Regions from separate parts of the Homo sapiens genome. Here all the other regions are linked to region 1. The links are chromatin loops, found by intact Hi-C in ENCODE. Cell type or tissue: ascending aorta. All regions are shown on one strand.

Region 1 (8,000 bases):
GGGAACACCAATCTTAAGATACATTCCCCCATTTTTTAGACGTGGCTTCTTTACACAGCCTAAAATTAAATTATATTGACACAGTTTACCTTTCATGTACTACTTTGTGAAACAGCATTTTATACTATCACACAGCAGTTGTGTAAATTGTACTCCCAGAAACTACACTTCACTCCTAGCTTTGCAGAGTTTTGGCTCTGTGAGTTCTTTTCTTCAGCAGTATCTTCTCAAAGAGAGTTTTAAGATTGTGGCTACCTAAGTATTTTACTTGGGGGAAATATTAGCTCCAAGAAAATAATAGTGCTTTAAATAATACAAAGAGCAGTCAACTTAAGTTTAGTGAATGATGTTGATTCAACATTGTTCCTTATCTGCAGGGTAGTAATCAAACACAAATGCAAAAAATGGCTAATTTGGACAATGGGATTGCATAATTGTTCCTTCCAGAGTCTGGGAGTTGGAAAGATATTGCAAAATGATAGTCTTAATTGTCTCCAGCTATAGAATAGTCCAAATTTTTAAGTTTAAAGGACGCTTCTCCCTTCTCTCAAATCAGTTTATTCTTCTGTAGAAATCAACAAAAATACCCTATCTAATCCATTTTTGCTTCCATTATAAATTTTCCTAATATAGTTTTTTTTGGCGGGTGGGAAGGCATTTGACAAAGACTGGAAAACCTGCTAGACAATTTTTAAAAGAGCTTTAATGCTTTCTAATATAGTTTTTGCCCTGAAATAAAAATGGAAGTGATGTTTTGGTTCCTCTCAGGCATTCAGCAGGGAGGGCTTCGTCTTAATTCCATTTTGTACAGATTGCATCTGGGCCATTTGCCAGAGGATATTATAACCCTGGCAGATCGGAACCCAACACTCGGTTCTTGGTTTTCCCGAACTCGGTGCCACTCTGCACGTCATGGTTCATTTGGGAATGCCCTGATGCCCTACATGCAGGCCTTTGTGGGCGTCTGTAGGACGCTGTACTGGTCTGCAGCTGCTACCACATCTTTAAGCTTTCTCCTGTCTCATGTATTTTCTTCATTTCCCATTTGGAATTGGTTTCCTTAGGAATGGAAAAATAGGGTCTTTTGGGGGTGTAACCCTTTTTATGGCTGTAACTCTAGTCCTAGCCCAGTAGCAAGTTGATGATGGGTGACTAAAATAGGGAAGCAGTGTCTGGAAAGCAGTATTTGAAAAATAAAACTATTTAACTAATTGTACTTTAAAATTAGCACGTGAGAGAAACCCAAGTGTCTTAGTTTTCCTTTTTTCTTGTTGGGATTGTTCTCTTGAGTTGTCCTTTTTCCATATCCAGGCTTTCACATGTGAAAAGGATGCCCATGGTACAGTAGTTCTGAACATGTGCTTAAAGTTGTTTTTTTCCAGAACCACAATGGGATTTTACTGATGGATTCACTTTTTCATGTAGGAGCCCTTGGAACTGAATGTCATTTTTTTGGTTATATAGATGAGAGGTTTCTATGTTGCACAGGCTGGCCTTGAACGCCGAGCCTCACTTCCTTATGCACCAGGACAACAGGCCTGAGCCACCACAGCTCCTCTGATTTCATTTTTGTCCTTTCAAAACAAAACATTGCCATAGTAATGTGTTGTCCAAACAGAAAATGTTAGGAACACACAGCATTATTTAAATTAAGAAAATAAAATAAAAAAGAGGAAGTAGGGATAACTTGTACTCTCTGCTGCACTGAGATGCCTACTCTGGGTGTTTTGTGTCTGTTTTCCTCTGCACTCACTGCATACAGTTTTGAGAAAGCTGGTTGGTATTACAGTACCAGTCTGTAGCCATAGAACAAAGAAAAGCTAACAAGCCTGCACAGAGATCAGATCTGTCCTTACTGTGGTAATTGGCCTAGGTATAAACCAGAGCTTTCACACATAATGATATCTTGGGTGTAAATTAGTTAGTATTAATTAATTGGGTACAGTGCTGAATTAATTTGAAGACAAGACTCATTCTAAGAAATTCTGATGTTCAGACCTAGAAATATATATGGCGTCATAGTGGTCATATTAACAGCAAAAAAAGTCATCATGAAAATATGGTAGGCTCTTTTTTTTTTTTGCCACGCGCTATTCTAAGCCTTTATGTGCATGATAATATTTAGTTATTGTATCCGCACAGTAAGCCATGAGTGTGGCCTATTTTACAACTTAGGAAACAGGCTCAGAGAGTGGCAGTTTTGTTAAGGGTCACACAGCTGATAAAAGGCTCAGCCAGACCCAGATCTGTCTAGCTCCAAAGAAAGCCCCATGCTCTTCTCCCTAGTTGCAGTATTTCCTATTAGGGTGGTGCTTTGGGGCATGCAAAATGTTTGAGCTCATTTAACCCTTCTAATAACCCCTGAGTAAGCACAGCTGTCCCCAGTATTAAGGAAATTCAGGCTCCCAGAAGTGAAATCCCTTCTTAATGCTAACATGACCAATTAGTGTCCCAGCTCTGACAGGAGCCTGTGTCTTCTGACACCCAGGCCAGCATCCCATATTACACACAAGAGGACCAAACATGTACCAAGTGGTGCTTCTGTTTGTTGTTGTCCCTGAGCTGCAGGAACATCAGTCCAAACCGAGCAGGCCATCACCCAGAGTAGCAGACAACCCTGAAGAGGGCAGAGAGCCACATAATGACAGGCCTGTGAGCATGGCCTTTGGGTGCCAGCCAGAGCATGTGTATGCTGAGTGTGGAAAGACCTACAGACCGCCCCCAACCCCCAAGCTCTTTCCACAGTCCACCGTAGAGAACACCACCCCCTCTTTACCAGTGGACACAAGAATTCTGTTGTCTTCTTATTTCATTTCAGAGACTTTTTCACTCACTTTCTTCTCGCATTGCAGTCCTTGTGCTTATAGTATTAGCTTTTTCACTCTGGTGCTTTTTCCCTAGCAGCTCCTGAGCCAGCTTCTTTATGGCATTGTTTAAATGCTGCATGCACTTTTTAGAAAATTGCTCTACACATCTGCGTGTTTTATTTTGAGACTGGATATTCAATTTCTCCTCATATTCTGCTCTACTTTCACCTAAGTCTTGTTCATCCTTAGAGGTCACCTCCTCAGGGAGCCCTCCTGGGTGGACCAAGCTTGGTTAGCAGGAAGCTAATTTCGTAGTAGTGCGGTCGGCTTATGCCAGCATAGCATTGGTTGCACTGTGCAATAATACCAACTAACACTCAGTGTCTGCCTTATGCCAGGCATTCTTCTAAATGTGTCAGTTTCATGTTACCATGTTAGTCTTCAAACCGCCTCACAGAAGGCAGGTTCAATATTAAGTCCTGGAAAGGTTAGGTGAATGTCCTCAAGGTCACACCACTATGTGACTGAATCAGGAATTCAGTCACATCAGTCTGGCCAGAGCCCATAATCTCAGCCCTGCTGTGTACTGTCTCTGCATTCTGGAGGCACTATGTGTGTGTCTGGCTCTGTGCTGAGGGTTAATTAATTCCTTAATTCTCTTAGCACACCTCGCAGGCATAGGTACTAATGTTTTCTCTATGCAGTGATGTTTGCCAGGATCATCACAGGTAGTGGCCCAGGCAGGATTTGAACCAGACTCTGCCTGACTCTGGTGCTCACTCTCTAACTGTCTGTATCACACCACTTGGATTTGTTGTCTTTGATTTTCAGTCTGATAGAAGTCTCTGCTTTCTGTTAGACCATCAACTTCTCAAGAGCAGGGCCTGTATTTAGTTACCCAGTACTAGATGGGTTACAATACAATTTATTGTAACTCAATAAATGTGTTACAAGAAAGAGTTAACCAAGGTAGTAAAATGGCTTAGGTGCTTGTCTTATGTGAATAAACCCAGCTGAGGGAACCGTTAAACCAGCTGGAGGTGAGGTAAAGAAGGAACACACAGAGTTTCCTTATTTTAAAAATTAATAAATGTTGCTTCATCATTAAAATTTTCTTTTAATCCAGGAAAAGATGATGGGGAGAAGCTAGAGAAAGGAAAAGGTTAAGTCCCCATTATGAGCTCTGCTTCTGCCCTCATATTTTAAGGTTGGAAATGCTGATTATAAACAAAGTCTCCCATCACTCCACGTCTCATTAGTGATTTGGAAAATGCACTAGCTGTGCTCAGAGTGAGACACAGAGGCGTTTTCAGTCCTTGCAAGGAAACCCAGCAGGCCATGGTTGGGGTGCCATCTGGAGATTGAAGGTGGTATTACCACTCTGTCAGTTCTAAGTGGGGTCACAGTGCATCTTGCAAAATGCTTTTCCTGTTGAGTCACTGAAGTCCCATTTCATAATTGTTTTTCTGTCGACTTCATGCTTTGATCAAATTAGTAGTCACTGTTTTCTGTTTGTTCTGTTCAAAATGTCAGTCCTGCTTTATATTCAGATAGTCAAGTTCAATGTGGAGTTGTTTCACTAATCATAAATTCTTGAATAAAAATAGTGCATGTCAGGATGAAAGCTAACATGCAGTAATGGAGGAGAGCAGATGCCCATGTTCTCCGCAGGGGAAAGAGGCCTGGGTCAAGGTCTCTTCCGCAGAGGGAGGGAGAGGGCAGGGTAGGTCTTCCTTTTCCTTCTATGCTTGTTCACACCTGCCTTGCTTAAAATTTGGCTCTGGGGAAATTAGGTGATGTTCTAAGCTTGGGCCCTCAAAATGCAGGTTTATTTTTGTTATGATTTGCATAAGGGGTTATATTTAGCCTGGGCAGAATTTAGCTGTAAAAATGAACAAATCACTCAACTCATGACTTTTTCCCACTCTTCAGAATGGCAAACTTTTTGTTCTCATTTTTTGCAGGACAGTAGAACTGAGCTGAACCCTAAACACTCATCCAGTCTAGATCTCTGCCTTCCACTAAGCAATTGAAAACAGACAATTGTTTGTCTCCTTCTTTAAAGTTCCCACAAAGGAAAATTCTTTTTCTCACGTGTTCTAGTGTTGAACATGATTTTTCATTGACAAGTTCTTAAATTTTTCATGAGCTAGTTCCTCAAAATCATTTTCTGATGGTAAATTTACTTGTTTTAATCTTCATGTAGAAGATAATGATTTTAAACTTTAGCTTTTTCATAAACTTAAATATTATTTAATATCTGGTCTTCGGTAGGGTTCTTGATGCTACTCAGCTTACCTGTAACTCAGCCCTTTTCTTAGAGGTTGTTTGTTTCTTAACCTTTTGAAACCTTTGTTGTTCATTGTTAAACATAAAGTCTTTCATTCCTTCCACTCATACTTTCCCTGTCCCTTTCTCCCCCTGTGCCCAGGCATGTCCCCAATTAAGATGTGGTGAGTCTTCTGCATGTCTTCACTAGTCAAGAGGATTTTCTTAAATAACAAGTTTTATTGAGATATAATTCACATAGAATTCACTCATTTAAAATGTACAATTCACTGAGTTTTAGAATATTCACAACCATCACCACAGACAATTATAGAAAATTTTCATCACCTCATATAGAAACCCAAATCCTTTAGCTATCACCCCTCCACCTGCCTCCCTCCACTCTCCCCAACACTAAGCAACCACTATTCTACTTTCTGTCTTTACGGATTTGCCTATTCTGGACATTTCACATACATGGAATCCTGCAATATGCGGTCTTCTATGTCTGGCTTCTTTCACTTTGCATAATGTTTTTAGAGTTTGCTCATGTTGTAGCATGTATCAGTACTTCATTCTTTTTTATGGCCAAATAATATTCCAGTGTATGAATATGTCGCATTTTGTTCAGCCATTTATCGATAGATGGATATTTGGGTTGTTTCCACCTTTGGGCTATTACAAATAATGCTTCTATGAACATTCTTGTACAAGTTTTTGCATAGACACATAGTTTCCATCCTCTTGGGTATATCCCTAGGAGTGGAATTACCGGATCATATGATAACTCTGTTTAATCATTTAAGGAACTGCCAGGCTGTTTTCCAAGGTCTGCCACCAAATGGTGGCTATACCATTTTACATTTTCACCAGCCATGTGTGCAGGCTCTGATTTTTTCACATGCTTGTGAACACTTGTTATCTGTCTTTTTGATTCTAGCCATCCTAATGGGCATGAAGAGAGAGCTTGTGGTTTTGATTTGCATTTCTGTAATTACTAATAATGCCAAACATCTTTTCATGTGCTTTTTCGCCATTTATATGTCTTCCTTGAAATGTCTATTTAGATGACTGGCCTATTTTTCAATTGGGTTATTTGTCCTTTGGTTGAATTCTAAGAGTTCTTTCTATATTCAGGCTATGGGTCTCTTATCAAATGTATGATTTGTAAGTTATTTTCTCCCATTCTGCAGGTTGTTTTTTCACTTTCTTCATAGTGTCCTTTGAAGCACAAAAGCTTTTAATTTTGATGAGGTCTAATTCATTTTTTTCTTTTGTAATATTTTCTATAATACATGTTATAAAAATATTAAGTGTATTTTTGTTTTCCAAGTGTAAAATTATAGAAAATATGTTTTAAAAACTATGTCATCCCATCAAGAACCACAGACTTAGCTAAGTGTCTTCATTCCCATTCCTTTTCTTGAGTGTTTCAATCATTTTGTAGTTTTCTTTCAATTTTTTGCATGCTTCTAACTGGAGAGTTTTGAACTTAACAAGGAATTTAGAATAAAATCCCAAATAATATTAAATAAAAGCTGAGAGGAAATGTTTTGTAGTCCTTGTTGGTATCCTGATCTCCGATAACATATTACATTTTAAAAACAGCCGATACTTGGGAGTCTGAGGCAGGAGAATTGCTTCAACCTGGGAGATGGAGGTTGCAGTGAGCCGAGATCGCGCCACTGCACTCCAGTTTGGGTAACAGTGTGAGACTCCGTCTCAAAAACGAAAAACAAAAAACAAAAAAACAAACAAAAAAAAAACCGCCTAACACGGTCATTTCACAACATTCTGCCTTTCATCCAGATATCACTCTATGTTCTGTTTACATAGAGCAAATCTTTATAGTGGATGGTCACTGTAAATGTGATAATGAAAGGCAATAGCTTTCATGTGGATCATCTTTCTTCCTTGTCCAACAGGTATGGCAGATCCCAGAAAATGGACTCACCCTTTCCCTGACTGAACCTGTGGTGATTTTGGAAGGCCACTCAAAGAGAGTCGGCATCGTGGCTTGGCATCCAACGGCCCGCAATGTGCTTCTTAGTGCAGGTGGGAGCTGAGCTCAGCGGTCCTCCCCTTGTCTTCCACTCTTGTGGCTCTCTGAGTGGGGGGAAGCAAATGTGTTTTGGTTGTGTGCTATATGGTTTTAAAGCAGATTATTAGGAAACCATGGTGAAGAGTATTGGGGTGCACTGCTCCCCCAGCCCACATACATACTTGTGTGTGTGTGCACGTGTGTGTGTTTCAAGGCCATTTCGACAACCTGAGGAAAGCTATGAATTTCCTGCTATAATTTCAGCAGGTTTCATGGTTCCTGCCAGGGCCCTCCATGAACCATAGTTTTGGTTATTTCTGATATGGTAGAAGGTGTACTTTGTTGGGAGCCAGAAGCCCTGTGTTCCCTCTGTGGTGTTGCTGCCAGCTTTGGGAGACCCCTATTAGGCAAATACACTCCTTCCTTTTAAAGAAAACTTTGATTTTCCCCTGCTATACAATTAGTACATGTATACTGTAGAGAACATATATAAACAAAAGGAAAAAAAAATCACTTTTAATCCCACCACTCAGAGAGAAGATCATTATTACTTTTTTGATGTTTCTTTCCGAAAGATATTTCTGTGCACATACATAAATTATTTTACATACAGAGATGGGTTCATACACTTTACACATGGGCTGCTTTCTGCACTTGGTGGTAGGCTGTGACCCTTTTCACGTGCCATTAAGCTCTCTTCCTATTTTTAATGACTTCATACTAATCCATTTTCTGGATATACCTCATTTTACTTGATAAGTCCCCTATTTCTGGACACTGGTGTTGTACAGAAATCTTTTCCTTTATCTAAAATTGGAGATTTCATTTTCTTTTATGAAAGCAATACAGAGAGCATGAGGGAACTTTGTGGGGTGATGGAAATA
Region 2 (8,000 bases), 140 kb before region 1:
AAAATTAGCTGGGCGTGGTGGTGGGCGCCTGTGGTCCCAGCTGCTCGGGAGGCTGATGCAGGAGAATTGCTTGAACCCAGGAGGCGGAGATTGCATTGGGCCGAGAACGTGCCACTGCACTCTAGCCTGGGAGTGACAGAGCGAGACTCTGTCCCAAAAAGAAATAATCAACCAATCAATCATTGCCCTTCCCTTCCCGTATTTGAACCCCTTTGTCAGAGGAGAAAACCCTGCATCTCTTGTGCCTTCCCAGGCCTGACCCTGTCTTCTCCTCGCCCCAGGTCTGCCCTGCAGGTGCTTCACAAGGCCTGCGAAGTGGCCCGGAGGCACAACTACTTCCCCGGGGGTGTAGCTCTCATCTGGGCTACCTACTATGAGAGCTGCATCAGCTCCGAGCAGAGCTGCATCAACGAGTGGAACGCCATGCAGGACCTGGAGTCTACGCGGCCCGACTCCCCCGCGCTATTTGTGGACAAGTAAGTGAGGTGCCTCTGGTGTGAGCGCACCCAAGCCCACAGGCACCTGCCTCTCCCCCACCTGCCCTGTGCCCGACCCTGAACCTGCATTGGGCCACACCTCCCCTGGAGTCCCTTGAGTGAGAACCCTAGCTTTCTCAGAACCAGCGTTTAAAGCAGGGGTCTGTGACACAGGCCCCTGTCCCATGCAAAAAAAAGAAAAAAAAAAAAAAAATTACTGATGAATTTGGTGAATGCATTTCTGGGGACGGGGTCCGTAACTCCCATCAGACTCTCAAAGGAATGTGTGGCCCTTTGTGTCCCCAACTCCTTCCAGAGCTCTGTGGTCTGGCCTTTTCTCTTCAGATTACCAGAGACTTAATTCTCAGAGCCTCCCGCTCTGCTCTGAGGAGAGTTAGGAATGTGTCCTCTGCTTCCTTGGATCCAAAAACACAACTGGTGAGGGCAGCCTGCCTTAGCAGCAGCCATGGTGAACCACATGACCTGTGTCGTGTGACCTACGACAGCGCTGACATGGAGAGGCCACACTCGCTGAAGTCTAGTTAGGGAGAATGCTGGTCGCCCCTCCCCTCGGGGTCAGGACCCTGCTCCCACAGTGTGGTGTTCCTCCAGGACACTGCATTTTGGGAAGACTATGGATAAACCACAGTGTGTTCAGAGGGCAGAGACCTGAGGGATGGGAAGCCACATTAGGAGAGGGCCTTGAAATCACGGAGGAAGGGTAGTTGCCTTTGAATATTTGAAGATTCCTCATGGGGAAGAAGGATTATCCTGGTCTGTGTGTCCCCTAGAGTTAAAACCAGAGCAGGGAAATACCCAGATTTTGATTCTGAGGAAAAAGGGGATAATGGGATCTGCTGCAGCTGGGCCGGGCTGCCTCAGACAGTGAGGTCCTCATGCCCACACGTGTTCGAGCAGAGACTCAAGGGCCCAGGGGCCTGGGGATGTTGCGCTGGGCATCCCAGCATCCTGCCCTAAGAGCGTCTGAGCAAGGAGTTTCCACACTGTCCTCTCCCCGCTTGACCTGCTCCCTGCTCTGTTGACTCCCGTGGGAGTTCTAGAGCTGCAGCGGGTTTTCTGTGCACCTCTCCCTGCTGCCTGAGAACATGCACACCAAGAAGCGTGCTCTCCTTGCCAAGCCGTGTTCTGTTTAGACCCAGGAGCATCTGGCATTCCTGTAACCTCCGACCACAAGCTTTCTACAGCTCCTTGCTCTCCTAAACGTCATTTCTTTCCAGGCCCACTGAAGGGGAAAGGACCGAGCGCCTCATCAAAGCCAAGCTCCGAAGCATCATGATGAGCCAGGATCTAGAAAATGTGACTTCCAAAGAGGTAAGACAACTCCTCCCTTCATTGCAGGTCAGAGGTCATGCAGCCTCCATGTGTCCTGCTCCCGAAAGTGCAGCAAAAGCAGGCCCAACATCTGGTTGTCTTTACCTGTCCTCTGGTATCAGCCCCCGGAGGCTTTTTTCTGCCTCGTTCTACAATTGTATCAGGCCTCGGAGTCAGACTCCAGTTTGAGTCCAGATCTGCCGCTTATCGGCTATGAGACATTGAGTGAATTTCTTGACCTTTGTGAGCCTCACCTATATGGCCTTTGGGGAGAAGTCCATGAGATCCACAGACTGCACCGAGAAGCATTGATCTGTTTTAATAACACCCCCTTGTTCTCTCTTCTGCTCCCTATTACCTTGGGTTTTATGGAAGAGACAGCAGACTTATTTCTCCACAGGATGACAGCTTGACCTGCAAGTATCAAATTCTAGAATAATTTCTCTCTACCTTTTTACCTTTTCATGTTTTTTCCTGGATCACTTTTTTTTCCATTGCTTTTTATTCAAAGCATGCAATGAATTACAATGAGAGATTCAACTGGATGGATCTAAGAAGTTAAAATTGACATTTTAAAAGTTCATTTATAATCTTTTTTTTTTTTTTAAGAGACTTGGTCTTCCTGTGTTGACCAGGCTGGTCTTGAACTCCTGGCCTCAAGCAATCCTCCCACCAAGGCCTCCCAGAGTGCCGGGATTACAGGCATGAGCCACTCCATCCAGCCCTGTCTTTTAATTAATGAATACATTTTTTAAAAATCATATTGTGATATCTTTCCAAGAAAGATAGAACTGATTTTAGATTATTTGATGTATTTGACATTTAATTATAAAAGTAAAAGTAAGTTTAAACTTGGTAGAAGAGATCTCATGGAAATCAAATTCCTTATTTGAAATAATAAACTTTACCCAGTTGGGTTTACTTCTAAGCTGAATAACCTGCATTCCTGCCACCCACGCATGTATGTTGCGTGTATCTAAATGTATTACTCTGAAAGAGAAAAAACACCCACCTTTTTTGGAAATAGGCACAGTTTCCATTGTAACTTTAATTCTTTTGAGGTGGACGATTGTTTTCTTTAACAAATCACTTTTCCTAATATTTTCTACTCCACAGATTCGTAATGAATTAGAGAAACAGATGAATTGTAACTTGAAGGAACTCAAGGAATTTATAGACAATGAGATGCTACTTATCTTGGGACAGATGGACAAGCCCTCCCTTATCTTCGATCATCTTTATCTCGTAAGAGGCATGGCCCTGGCAGTATCTGGTTTGGGGGACATAAATCAGACCCTGGTTGTTTAAGAGTTTGTAGCAAGTCCGGGAGAAAAAGCAGGCAAAAAACTTGAGTTGCCAGAGCCTCCATCCTGGCTGGCAGGAGCTCCCCTCTTTGGCCCCTTCTCTGGCCTGCAGCCTGCTGATCTGCTCTTGAGCCAGCTGTTTGAGACGTGGCTTCCAGCTGAGCTGCGGGGAGTTGTTTGGGAGCTATTTGGCGTAGTCAACTGGCATGTGTTTCAGACTCTTGCAAACCCTTTGTCTTCTTCAGCCACTAACACATAGGCCCCATCCAGTTACTTCCAAGTGGTTTGTGGGCTAAAAAACCCCAGTTACTAAAGGAAGTGTCCTCACCAAACCCCAGAATTATGCCTAGGCATCCTGAGACATGAGAAACAACAGGGAGGAGAGATCACACAGCTGACACGGAGCTCCCGCTGAGCTTGTCCAGACAGCTTTTCCATGCACGGCTCCAGGGCCGCTGGAAGCCCTCACCCGGGTCCTGTAGCTCTGGGTGGGTTGTACTGATTTCTGTGCACCTCCACGGCTAGCTCAGATTGTTTTAATGCTGTGAATATCCATAGAAGGCAACTGGCAAGTTGTCAAAGTCAGAGAGGCTATAGAGGAAGGCACGTTACTAAAATTAGAGAGGCCTAGTGGTGTAATGAAAATCAGGGCCCACCAGGGCCGGGATTCCCACTCCTCAGCCTCAGCGGCTATGTGACTTGGAAGAAGTCACTTTTCCTCTTTTTTTCTTCATCCTATACCCCAAGGGATGACTATGAGGATTAAATGAAATACAAACTGGGCACAGTGGCTTATGCCTGTAGTCCCAGCTACTCAGGAGGCTGAGGGGGAGGATAGCTTTAGCCTAGGAGTTGGAAGCCAGCCTGGGCAACATAGTGAGACCTTGTCTCTAAAAAATATTTTTTTTAATAAAATAAAATTAAAAATACATATTTAAAGCACCGAGTACAGTTTTTGCAGGTGCTAACTAATGGTAACCATTGTTAGAGGAGAAAGTGCTTCCTGGGAAAGCTAAGGAAGTAAATTTACTACTAGAGACAAGAAAGACTTTGTTTTCTGTAGGAAGTAATTAAGAGTTATGTATATGTCATGATATCTATGTAGATAAGTAGATATGTATATTTTTTAATACATTTCTGTATACAAATCTATATAGATTTCATAGTGATTGATTAAAATGTATGTACATGTGTGGATTTGAAAGTGTGGGCAGTCCTGGGCACTGATCTCCCTGGAAGTCTGTTGATTTCCCTGGTGAGAAGGGAACAGAAGGCACCTTCCTTCTTTCTCCACTAGGTGGCAGTCACAGCAAGAGGACAGTCTCAGCTTCAGCGGCACTCGCGTTATGTTTTTAGTGTGGTTCAGTGCTTTATGTCACTTTTTCCATGAGAGATACTAAAGGAATTTTTATGTTTGGGCCTCTCCCTCAAATATGAAAATTCAGCTAGTGTCGCACATTGCCAGCTTGCTCAGGGCCCTGCCACCCCTGGTCCTGAGGGGTCTGCCCTCTTGGGAACTTGGGAAAGGAAGTTTCAAGGAAGACAAAGGTGGATTCTTTTGCTCTTTATGATACTATGTTGTTTGCATTTCCTAAGAGGAAAGTGATCATTTTTTCTTTTCTTTTTTTTTTTCCCCCGTTCCATGTCCTTTGAATGCTTGGGAGTGGAAGGTTTTTCAATGATACCATTTTTTAAAAGTACTAAATTAAAACATGTTGCAGAAAGTCTGAAAATAGAAATAAATCTAAAGAAGAAAAAAGCATTCCCGATCTCGCAAATCCAGAGGTAGTCCCTGTTAACATTTTGGCATATTTATTTTCCCATCTTCTGTTTTTTTGGGTTTTTAAAATGCATATATAGCTTCTTTGAAAACGCACAAAGAAAGAAAGGATCATACTGTTTATGTTTATATAGTCCTGTATCCTCCTCTCTTAAAATTTTTTTTCCTTACATGGTATTTGCCTGTGTCATTAAATATTCTGCAAAATTTATTTGTTTTAAAGACTCCATCATGAAGATCCAGCCTCATTTATTTTACTCATTTTTTCCCTTTGGACGTTTGGGTGGTTTCCACTGGTTTATTACAAATAATTATAAATATCCTCCTACCTAAATCACTGTGTGAGTTCTGATTATTTCCTCAGGATAGCTTTTTGTAAGTGGAATTACTGGGTCAGAGGGTGGGAACTTTTTCAGTATTGCCAAAATACTTCCCAGAAGGTAGAACGATTCCTGCTTTAATTAGTGGCTTGTGAACGTGCCCTTCCCTGGGTGGGAGGTCGCAGGTCATTGCCTCTGCTTACAGGACCCCCCCCCACTGGACTCTTAGGAAAGGAAGTGGGGAGACGGAGAGCAGGTTTTCCTGGACTTGCTGTTTCCCTAAGGCCAAGGGGCCAGTGAGGGCCGGGACCCTTCCCTCCCTCCGTCCCTCCCTCCCTTCCTCTCATGCTCTGAGTACTCACTCAGGAATCTCCTTGAATATCAGCCGCTGGTTCTCTCTGTTCTCTGAGGCCAATGGGGCCATGAAATAAGACCTCACCGCCAGAGCTAGGGCAAACCATGCATCCCCTGAGCAGCTCTGAGGCTGACATGTGACACTCACAGGAGCTTGTGTGATCTGTCTCCCAGGGCTCTGAATGGAATGCATCCAATCTGGAGGAACTGCAGGGCTCAGGGTGAGTCTCCTCCCCTTGTCTTTCCCTGTCCTTCCAGGCAGCTTAGAAACCCTCCACTCTGCCATGGAGGGGGAGACCTTGGGGCTGCCTGCCTGTAATTGCCTGCACCCTGGTCTCTGAAGTGGCTGCCAGGGGTTGATGTGCATAGCTAAACAGATGTGCTTCCAAACACCACGCCCTGAATAATTCATGGAGTTTAGATTGTGCCGAAGTCTCGCGTGATCGTGTGGATTGAGGAAAACTTAAAATTACACTCTAATTGCTGTAGGACCGCCTGGATATTGATTAGGCTCTGTGCTGCCTCACCCCCACCCCGCTTCCCTGCCCCGCACAGTTGCTGCAAACCCTAGTGTGGACGCAGAGGTCTGCTGGCTGTTGCGTTAGTCAGCAACCCTGATCCCTGGGCCACTTTGGGCTCTATCTGAGCTAATGCTTTGGGGCCTGGTGGGAATCTTGCAACTTTACGCTCAGTGTTGGCCAGAAGCATATGCCTGTCGTAGTCTGACAAACACTCAGCAGGGATGAAAAATGTTTCAATCTAGACCTTCAAGAACAGATGTCTGGACTTTTTTTTTTTTTTTTTTTAAAACAACACAGCCACAAAATCACCGTTCTGTGGGCCTGACATGATGACATTCTAGAATTACCACGTTTAAAAATCAAGACTAAACAAATCTTAAAATACATCTTTAGAACTACCGGTTAAGATGCATTCTTTCAACAGAAAGTATTCTTAAAACGTAAGGCCATACTCTTCTGTGCTTTCGTCTTGCTGGGAATAAATTAATGATTTTCTTAGGTATTTTTTTAAGCATGTCTAAATATTATGAAACCTATTTGAGATGTTTTCTAACTCCTGACATTATTTTCTTCCAGAAGTAAAAGTATTGATTAAGTTGAGAGAACTACAGAACCTGGGTTAGCAGACCCTGTCAAATACTTATTTGTCTATCTTGCCTTTTTCCAAAAAAAGATTTAAGGCAGTTCCCAAGGATATAGATAATGGATGGATATAGTCTGCTTTTTAGCTCTTTAAGAGTGAAGACACTGGGATTTTTTTAAGCCTCTGTATATTCATAATAGTCATGAATAGTTATAAATTTAAGTAATACGTATATTTAATTTTCCAGAATGCTTTAAACTGAGCTTTCTTTTTATAAGGTCTTTACAATAATTTGGTTTCTTAGTATAAATATAACACATTTTCACCATTGAGAGGGCATTTAGAAAATACCAAAAAACATAGCTATTAAGGAAAAACCAAAGTCCCGCCACGAACATATGACCCTTGGTTAATGTGTGTTTCCTTTTCTTTTCTCTGCCAGTTTTTATTACCTTGCTTTTCTTTCTCATTCAGATTGTCCAAATTTGTTTCTTATTTTTTTCTCATTGCAGGGTTGATTACATTTTAAATGTTACCAGAGAAATCGATAATTTTTTTCCTGGCTTATTTGCATATCATAACATCCGAGTCTACGATGAAGAGACCACAGACCTCCTCGCCCACTGGAATGAAGCGTATCATTTTATAAACAAAGCGAAGTAAGTGGACAGAGAGGCGGGGCTGAGGATGAAACCAACCTGCTGAGGCTGGGAGAGTGGGAATGAACGAGACTGCAGATGCAGAAGTCGGCTGGTGGGAGGGGGGATCCTAACGGGACTCCAGACGCAGGAGTTGGCTGGTGGGAGTGGACTTGATGTGGGATGGACCTTTGCTTTTAGTCGCAGGACTCCAAGCACCAAAGGAGAAAAGTGGTTGGTCCTCTCCAGGTAGAGTCCCTATTGAGCTTAGTCTCTCCCACCTATCTTTGATTGTGACACTTGACCCCAGTTGTCATCATCAGCTCTGATTCCAGGCAAGCCCCAGATACCAAGTGGACACTCAGGGGCCCCACCCCTAGGAAGTCACTGAGCCAAAGAGGGCTAGGGGATGACATGCACGGACACGGGCTTAGAGCTTCTTTGGGACTGTCTCCCTAAGAATACGGCCCTTCTTCCCTCCCTGAGTTACTGTCGCATGAAACAGGACAGCACGTTGGAGGTCATGGCCAGCCCCACTGCCCCTGAGCCCGTCAGCGGTTTCACCTGTCTCTGGTGCTCATTTTATTCCCCTGCGAAACAGCTCTGCCTTATTAAGAACAGAAAGAACCCTTTGAGATGCTGTCAAGACAATCACCCTCTTCTGCTTTATCTCCCTCTGGGTCAAAGCCACA
Region 3 (8,000 bases), 120 kb before region 1:
GAGGCGGGCAGATCATCTGAGGTCAGGAGTTTGAGACCAGTCTGACCAACATGGTGAAACCACATCTCTACTAAAAATATTAAATTAGCTGGCTGTGGTGGTGCATGCCTGTAATCCCAGCTACTCAGGAGGCTGAGGCAGGAGAATTGCTTGAACCTGGGAGGCAGAGGTTGCAGTGAGACAAGATCACGCAATTGCACTCCACCCTGGGCAACAAGAGCGAAACTTCATTTAAAAAAAAAAAAAAACTGGAAGCCATGGCGGGGCCTTTAAGCAGGTGGGTGATGAGCCCCCTCTGGCTGTGGTCTACAGGCAGGCTGCTGGGGTAAGAGGGGAAGTTGGGATGCTGGGATCACAGTGGCTCAGAGGATGGGGCAAGGACATAAGGAGGTGTTGAGAGACAGAGCTGGCGGGGTGTAGTCGCTCACACCTGTAATCCTAGCACTTTGGGAGGCCGAGGCAGGAGGAACACTTGAGCCCAGGAGTTCGAGACCAGCCTGGGCAACATAGTAGGACCTTGTCTCTTATCTGTTTGAAAGAGAGAGAGACAGAGCCCTGTTGCCCTCCTGCCTTGTCCTGCCCTCCAGCCTACAGTCCTGTGCAGGCGGGGTGGGGTAGGGGGGTGCCCTCCTCCTTCCTGCTTTGCTTCTGGACCTGCATGCTGCTCTCTCTGGCTGGTCAACACCTGCTTGTCCCAGAAGCCTCAGCTGAAGTGTCAGTTCCTCTGGGAAGCCTTCCCTCCGCGGAGACTTAGAACTTGTCCCTCTCTCCCCTGGGACTCTTCACACAGCTTTCTAGTCCATTCCCAGGACCACTGGGTACCTGTCAGTTGGCCTGTAAGGAAGTGAAGGGTGGGGACACAGAGGCATGTGTCACGTTCACTTAGATCCTCACTGACCAAAAGGCAGGAGGGTTTCCTTAGGAAACAATGTAAACTTGTTTTCTATTGGGGTATAAAATCCACCTCAGGCCAGTGGTTATTCTCGATCAAGTGGGCTCCAGGAGGTCTGTCTGTCAGTATTAAGTGAAATGAGAGCCTCCCCTCCAGGCCTGGCCCCCAGTCCGGCCTCGCACCCCTTTCCCTGCCCACCCTCATGTTTTTGGTCTTTGGCTCATGACTGCACCGTCTCACCATGCTCTTGTCCCCTTCCTTGCAGGATGATGCTATATTTGGGATCCTTAACAAAGTGAAGCCTTCCTATAAATCCTGTGCCGACTGCATGTACCCTACAGCCAGCGGGGCTCCTGAGGCCTCCAGGGAGCGATGTGAGGACCCCAATGCTCCCGCCATCTGCACCCAGCCAGCCTTCCTACCCCACATCACGTCCTCCCCTGTGGCCCACTTGGCCAGCAGGTCCCGTGTTCCGGAGAAGCCAGCCTCTGGCCCAACCGAACCTCCCCCGTTCCTACCACCAGCAGGCTCCAGGAGGGCAGACACCAGTGGCCCTGGGGCTGGAGCTGCCCTAGAGCCACCAGCCAGCCTTTTGGAACCTTCCAGAGAGACCCCAAAAGTCCTGCCAAAGTCCCTCCTTTTGAAGAATTCTCACTGTGATAAGAACCCTCCCAGCACAGAAGTGGTAATAAAGGAAGAATCGTCACCCAAGAAAGATATGAAGCCAGCCAAGGACCTGAGGCTTCTGTTCAGTAATGAATCTGAGAAGCCGACAACCAACAGCTACCTGATGCAGCACCAGGAGTCCATCATTCAGCTGCAGAAGGCAGGCTTGGTCCGCAAGCACACCAAAGAGCTAGAGCGGCTGAAGAGCGTGCCTGCAGACCCAGCACCTCCCTCCAGGGATGGCCCTGCCAGCAGGCTGGAGGCCAGCATCCCCGAGGAGAGCCAGGATCCAGCCGCGCTCCACGAGCTGGGCCCCCTGGTTATGCCCAGCCAGGCCGGGAGTGATGAGAAGTCAGAGGCCGCCCCCGCTTCATTGGAAGGAGGCTCACTGAAGAGCCCCCCTCCTTTCTTCTACCGCCTGGACCACACCAGTAGTTTCTCAAAAGACTTTCTGAAGACCATCTGCTACACCCCCACCTCCTCTTCCATGAGCTCCAACCTGACCCGGAGCTCCAGCAGCGATAGCATCCACAGTGTCCGTGGGAAGCCCGGGCTGGTGAAGCAGCGGACACAGGAGATTGAGACCCGGCTCCGGCTGGCGGGCCTCACCGTCTCTTCCCCACTGAAGCGCTCACACTCTCTTGCCAAGCTGGGGAGTCTCACCTTCTCAACGGAAGACCTGTCCAGTGAGGCTGACCCGTCCACCGTCGCTGACTCCCAGGACACCACTTTGAGTGAATCTTCCTTCTTGCATGAGCCCCAGGGAACCCCGAGGGACCCAGCTGCAACCTCCAAACCATCAGGGAAACCCGCCCCAGAAAACTTAAAGAGCCCTTCGTGGATGAGCAAAAGCTGACCCGCCTTTTGCTGCGTCAGGCTGGGCGGATATTTTCATATGATCCCTCCCTCACTTTCACTGTGGATTTGGATCGACCCCTTACATCTTGATTTCCCTTAAACGAGTGAAGTCATCCTAACTTTTCCCCTACTCTTGCCATAGAGAGGAGGAGAAGAAACTAACCAACATGCAGCACAAGAAGGGGAGCTGTCAGTCGTGTGGCCTGGGAGAACCAGGAGCCGCCGGCCAGGAGACACAAAACTCCGCTCCCACCGTGTCTTCAAGAAGAACCATGTTTTAGGAAGAACGTGCACACATAGGCGCACACATCCAGACTGTTCCCTTCGCATCCTGCAGAAGAGTCCTGGTGGTGGCAGCCTCACCGCGGCACACGTTCTAGCTCATTCTTGGCCTCGCAGAAAACTCTCGGATGGCAACATTAAGTCCTACCTCTGTTCTCGCTGCGCTTTTTATTTTTAAAACACACGAATGACCAAGGCTTGTTCCAGGGAATAATGCTCTGTCTGAAAGCGTTTTTCCAAAAAAAGAATTTTTCGTTTTGTGTTTTGGTTGGGACCCCAGACGTGTCAAGACTTTTAACCCGACAGCCCCAAGCACTGCTGAGTAAAGTCATCAGATGAGTAGTCCCACGCTGTTGTTGAGCTGACTCTGTGCCCGAATGGTGGTGCAGGCGCCCTGTCCTGGTTGTGTTGTTACGTGTTTGACCAGCACAGGGGTCCGGTGGGGAAAATGTATGGGTTGTTCTCAGTTGTTGCTAATGCTGAAGTTTAAATCTCAAGGGGAAGGGCCCACCTGCATTGTTGAGTGTCTGCTGCTGAAACACATGATTGTGTTTAGGTTTGAAATTGCTCAAGTGTCTGGCTCAGGTGGTGGTTCTGAGACACATCGTCCTGCTGAGAGCCCAGATGCTTAGGTCCACTAGGGCCCATCTAGGGAAGGGAAAGGAGATTTCAGCGGCTTCCCCGAAAGGAACGGGACTGTCGGGATGCTTCCCGGATGTCTACAGTTGCCCCTTCCTGCAGTGAGATTACTGCTTCCTGTTTCCCTCCAGCTCTTCCCAGCAGCAGTGAGGGAGTATAAGAGGGATCTGTAGTCGCTGCCTGGCTCTGTGGGCGGCCCCTTTAAGACTCAGGTGAGCTCAGCCAGTCCCGCTGCGCCAGGCTTGAATCAAAGGTGTCAGCAAGCTAGATGTCAAAACATTTCGAGAGAGAGGCAGCTTGCAGAAAAGCAGAAAGGTTGAATTCAGGGGTCAGCAAACTATGGCATGTGGCCCCGTGAGCTAGGAATGGTTTTTCCTCTTTAAGACAGGGCCTGGCTCTGTCACCTAGGCTGGAGTACAGTAGTGCAATCATGACTCACTGCAGCATCAACCTCCCTGGCTCAAGCGATGGCTTTTACCTTTTTAAGGAGTTGTAAAAAAAAGAAATAATATGTGACAGAATTCATGTGGCCCACAAAGCCTGAGGTACTTACTGTCAGGCCCTTTGTAGAAAAAGTTGCTGACCCCTGGTTTGATTTGCCACACAGGGCTGCTCATGGCCCTGTAGGAAGAAACTGGGTAAATGTGAAGCCCTCTGCCTCTCTGACACCTAAGGCCAGACCCTTCCCTCCTCCCGACCACAAGCTTTGCCAGCCCCGCACTAGCCTCACCTGTGCAGGATGGAGTAGGTTGCGTACATGGGGGAAGGCAGGTGAACACAGTTGGCTGAAGCTCTTCCACAATTCCATCTTGCCCTCAGCTGGGTCCGCCAGATTAACTCAGTGAAACCAGAAAGCCTTCAAGGACCAGCTGAATTCTGAAAGTGAGTGAGTGAGCCATCATCTTAACATTGGCCAGAACTGTGTTCCCCAAAGCTATTCTAGAAAGCACCCCAGGAGGGATCTGCAGGAACAAGGCTAGTTCATATTTTACCTAGTGAGCACAGTTTTTGCAAAAATCCTCCCTCCAGGACTTTGTCTCCTTGGAGTGATTTTTAAAAATACATACATTACTTTATAGGGAGCTGTTTTCCCACTAGTGTCAATTAAAATCACCTTAAAAGGTGATTATCCACTTATTCCTAAACCCCTGTGGGTTGTTCCCCCTTTCCCTCAGCCAACAAAAGCATAGCCTCAAAAAATATCAAGTTCGGTATGTTTTGCCAAATCAAATTTCATGTGGTAGATCAATTTTTGTGTCAAAATAATCTTTTAAATTTAGTGATGACAGGCTTTTGTTGGTTTTTTAACCACGTCTATGTATGAGAATGATATATTTTTGAAAACTTTAATTTTGAAAGCCATAATTTTTCTTATCTAAAGAGTTGGGGGGTGGGGTGTGGAATCTGGAGAGTACAAGTTGGTCTTTGGCTTCTGGCAAACTTACCCATTCATTTTTGGAAGCACAGCTAGCATATCAACATCCAGACGAGAGCGCTGGTCCCGTCCACAGAGCAGAGTGAAGCATTCTGGACTTGATGCTTAATAGCCTGGCCTGGAGAAAAGGGTAAGGTTTATTTTTGGAAACCCAGATCAGTTGCATGTAAACAGATGGCACATGGCTATTTAAAATGCTGTATGATGGGGCCGGGCGCGGTGGCTCACGCCTGTAATCCTAGCACTTTGGGAGGCCGAGGCAGGCGGATCATCTGAGGTCAGGAGTTCTAGACCAGCCTGGCCAACATGGTGAAACCCCGTCTCTACTAAAAATACAAAAACTTAGCTGGGTGTGGTAGTGCGTGCCTGTAATCCTAGCTACTTAGGAGGCTGAGGCAGGAGAATCGCTTGAACCTGGGTGGCGGAGGTTGCAATGAGCCGAGATCGCGCCACTGCACTCCAGCCTGGGTGCAATGAAACTGGGAGTGAAACTCCGTCTCAAAAAAATAAAATGCTGTATGAACAAGATGAGCATTCTGTCAGGTGTCGGGACACCTGGGCAAAGACGAATTCATGCTGTCTGTGAAAAGGAAGTTTGCACTGTAACATATGCCATAGCTTGGCCCTTGCTTTGTATGCAACCTTAGCTGATGGGGAAAATTCCAAACATAAGTGGCACAGGAAAGAGGCAGGCAGAGGAGGCAGGGGTCTGTGCTGTGCAAGTCACTGGTTTTTTATGACTATCATTTTCATTGAATGCATTTGTTGAATTGGGACAAAAGGAACATTTTCTAAATCAGCTTGATACTCTTTATAAAAAACAGCTGAATCTTATCTTCTGCCTCACATTAATTCATGTGGCATGCCAAAAGTTAGACTGAACTTTTCTACATCTTCACCTTGCATTGATACAGGAAAGTCTTCTCTTTAAGTCTTGCTAAGTATAAGGGGGATAGTGGTCACGGGAAGAGGAGAACCGGGGCTGCTCTCGGATGGTAATTGACAATGCCGATTTCCATTTCTTTGTCTTACGGCTACTTCCGAGCCTTCTAGCAAGGTCCCTGGTTGCATGTATTTCCTAAGAGCAGAGTTTATTTCTCTTTACATTCCCTGCTTCCTTGCTCTCCATGCAGGGACCCCAGCCAACCTCTGGGCTGTTGAATAGCTCTCTGCTGGGTGGCAAGCCCTTCTCCTTGGCACCCTGTTGCTTAAGCATACAGATTGCTCACCAGGTGCACACAGACAGCTGTACTGTCCAAGCCCATTCTGCTCCACCCTGTCCTCTTCAGCTAAAGAGCATTCCAGTAATCTAAAGCCCTTTTCCCCTGGAGAAGTCCAGAGTTTGCAGCAGTGTGGAGCTGAGCTTGAACAGAACAGACCCTCAGCACGGCCCTGGACTAATGCACTCTTATCTGAGGGCAGTCCATTCTAGAAGGTTGATGAATTTCCCTACCACTCTCCTGGGGACCTTTTCTCTCTAGTGGGAACAAATGCTACATAATTTAGTCAAGATCCTATTAAGTCATCTCACCTGAGGCATCTGGAGAGGGAGTTGCCTTCCATTGGTGGGAAATTGTTGGTGCCAGAATACATTTTGCCCAAAACTCTTCTCATTGGCTGGCCACCTAGCAGGGCTCCTCTAAACACGCAACTCAGCGAGGGGACCCCCTTCACCTCTGGCAAGAGAGCTGGGTAGATCAGAAACTTGGTGACACCTGGCTAGCACAGAGCAGGCTCACTTGTCTTGGTCCCACTACCCAGATTCCTGCAGACATTGCAAACCAAATGAAGGTTGTTGAATGACCCCTGTCCCCAGCCACTTGTTTTGTTATCATCTGCTCTGCAGTGGAATGCCTGTGTGTTTGAGTTCACTCTGCATCTGTATATTTGAGTATAGAAACCGAGTCAAGTGATCATGTGCATCCAGACACACTGTGTCACCTGAGCCACAGAGCAAATCACCTTAACGATCTGGAATGAAACTGTGACCAGTGCCGCCCTGGGTGGTTCTGGAGAGACTGCCGTCTTCTTGTTTGGCCATAGGTGCTGGGGCCCCGGCTTCAGTCACTGTCTCAGACAGGAGTCCCGATAAGCAGATCACCAGTCCTCCACTGTCCTTCCTGTCGGCCTTGCTGCATGAGAAGATAGCTGCTTCCTCCCTCTTTTCCTACACTGTAATTATTGTTTTACAATTGAGTGCCTTAATAATAGTTTACAAATACTATGTATTTATGCAAAACTGTTAAAGTCTCATCTGTTATGATTGGATACTTGGTCTTGTCAGTAGTGGTCAGCATTGGGTTGTGAGCTTGTCCTACTCCATACGTGTTTATCCTGCTATGCAGTTTTACATTGTGTGTTCACATCTATTCCAAGGAGCCTTGCTAGAAACAACACTGGCGGTTCCTGCAGGCCAGGCAGGCATTGGCCCATGCTGTGTCCCATAGGAGCCAATGAAAGAACGTAGCTTGGTCTGCTAGCCAGCCGTGGGGTGGCGCAGGCCAGGCAGCCTCTGCACCAGAGTCCAGCACCTGCCCATTCCCCAGTCACACAATCATACTCTTCTTTCATAGAGATTTTATTACCACCTAGACCACCCTAGTTTTCCTCTCTGTTAGTGTCCTGAGCTCTTTTGCAACAAAATGTAGGTACAGACCAATCCCTGTCCCTTCCCCAATCAGGAGCTCCACACCATGAGTTGTTTGGTTTTCCAGAAGCTGCCAGTGGGTTCCCGTGAATTGCGTTAAGATATCGATGATTTTTTTTATTGTTTTTCTTCTTGTTTTTTTAAATAATATATTTAAAGGCAGTATCTTTTGTACTGTGAATTTGCAGTAGAAGATGCAGAATGCACTTTTTTTTTACTTCTGTTGGTGTGTATTGTATATAGTGTGTGTGCTTCTTGTGATGAAAATAAACTTTTTCTTTATAAATTCCTGATGACTGAGTTTATATAAAAGGAAACTGCTTCCTCAGCCCTTGCCAAAACAGTCTGATACATCGTCATCATCATCGTCATTGACATGGCCAGTCTTTATTGAGCATCTATTACATGCTCAGTTCTTTGCTAGAAAACCTGGACAAGTTACACCAAAGAAAGGACCACAGGAAGAAATGATAGTTCCTCCTGGAACTAGTCTGTTTTCTTTCTAATTTTGTCAGTAAGCAAGAACAGGCCCACCTGTGGGTGGTCCTTTGTGTACCAAAAAAAAAAAGTTACCCACCAGG

What was found. Hi-C counts contacts between places; a loop is a spot of excess contacts. Peaks named below come from ENCODE experiments on the same cell type or tissue, not always from the same donor. Only the 100,000 strongest peaks of a DNase experiment are listed, where the experiment ranks them.
Region 2: a loop joins it to region 1, with 9 times the contacts of the local background. A loop is called at or near these places in 109 of 110 quality-filtered maps.
Region 3: a loop joins it to region 1, with 2.8 times the contacts of the local background. A loop is called at or near these places in 13 of 110 quality-filtered maps.

The regions. Positions count from the first base shown.
Region 1 is chr12:108,661,159-108,669,158 of GRCh38, reverse strand. CORO1C (coronin 1C) reads left to right here. Exons shown (of 11, transcript NM_014325.4): 4 at 7,001-7,130. It also overlaps the pseudogene RNU7-169P. Among named protein-coding and RNA genes, the nearest start is that of MIR4496, 29 kb to the right of the region's middle. RefSeq lists an enhancer at 4,387-4,456. In ascending aorta, a CTCF peak has its summit at 4,173 (motif pointing left); DNase peaks (open chromatin) are centred at 2,656 and 4,158; H3K4me3 peaks cover 1,035 bases; H3K27ac peaks cover 7,185 bases.
Region 2 is chr12:108,800,109-108,808,108 of GRCh38, reverse strand. SSH1 (slingshot protein phosphatase 1) reads left to right here. Exons shown (of 15, transcript NM_018984.4): 8 at 282-476; 9 at 1,715-1,808; 10 at 2,925-3,053; 11 at 5,741-5,787; 12 at 7,183-7,329. LOC101929204 (a long non-coding RNA gene) reads right to left here and starts at 5,979. Exons shown (of 4, transcript XR_945329.3): 1 at 5,575-5,979. RefSeq lists enhancers at 1,316-2,515, 5,560-6,513. In ascending aorta, a CTCF peak has its summit at 4,410 (motif pointing right); DNase peaks (open chromatin) are centred at 3,238, 4,438, 5,611 and 6,178; H3K27ac peaks cover 7,413 bases.
Region 3 is chr12:108,782,402-108,790,401 of GRCh38, reverse strand. It overlaps SSH1 (slingshot protein phosphatase 1), which reads left to right. Exons shown (of 15, transcript NM_018984.4): 15 at 1,158-8,000. The coding sequence ends at 2,414. Among named protein-coding and RNA genes, the nearest start is that of MIR619, 51 kb to the left of the region's middle. In ascending aorta, no CTCF peak of the experiment used is centred here; a DNase peak (open chromatin) is centred at 4,914; H3K27ac peaks cover 6,216 bases.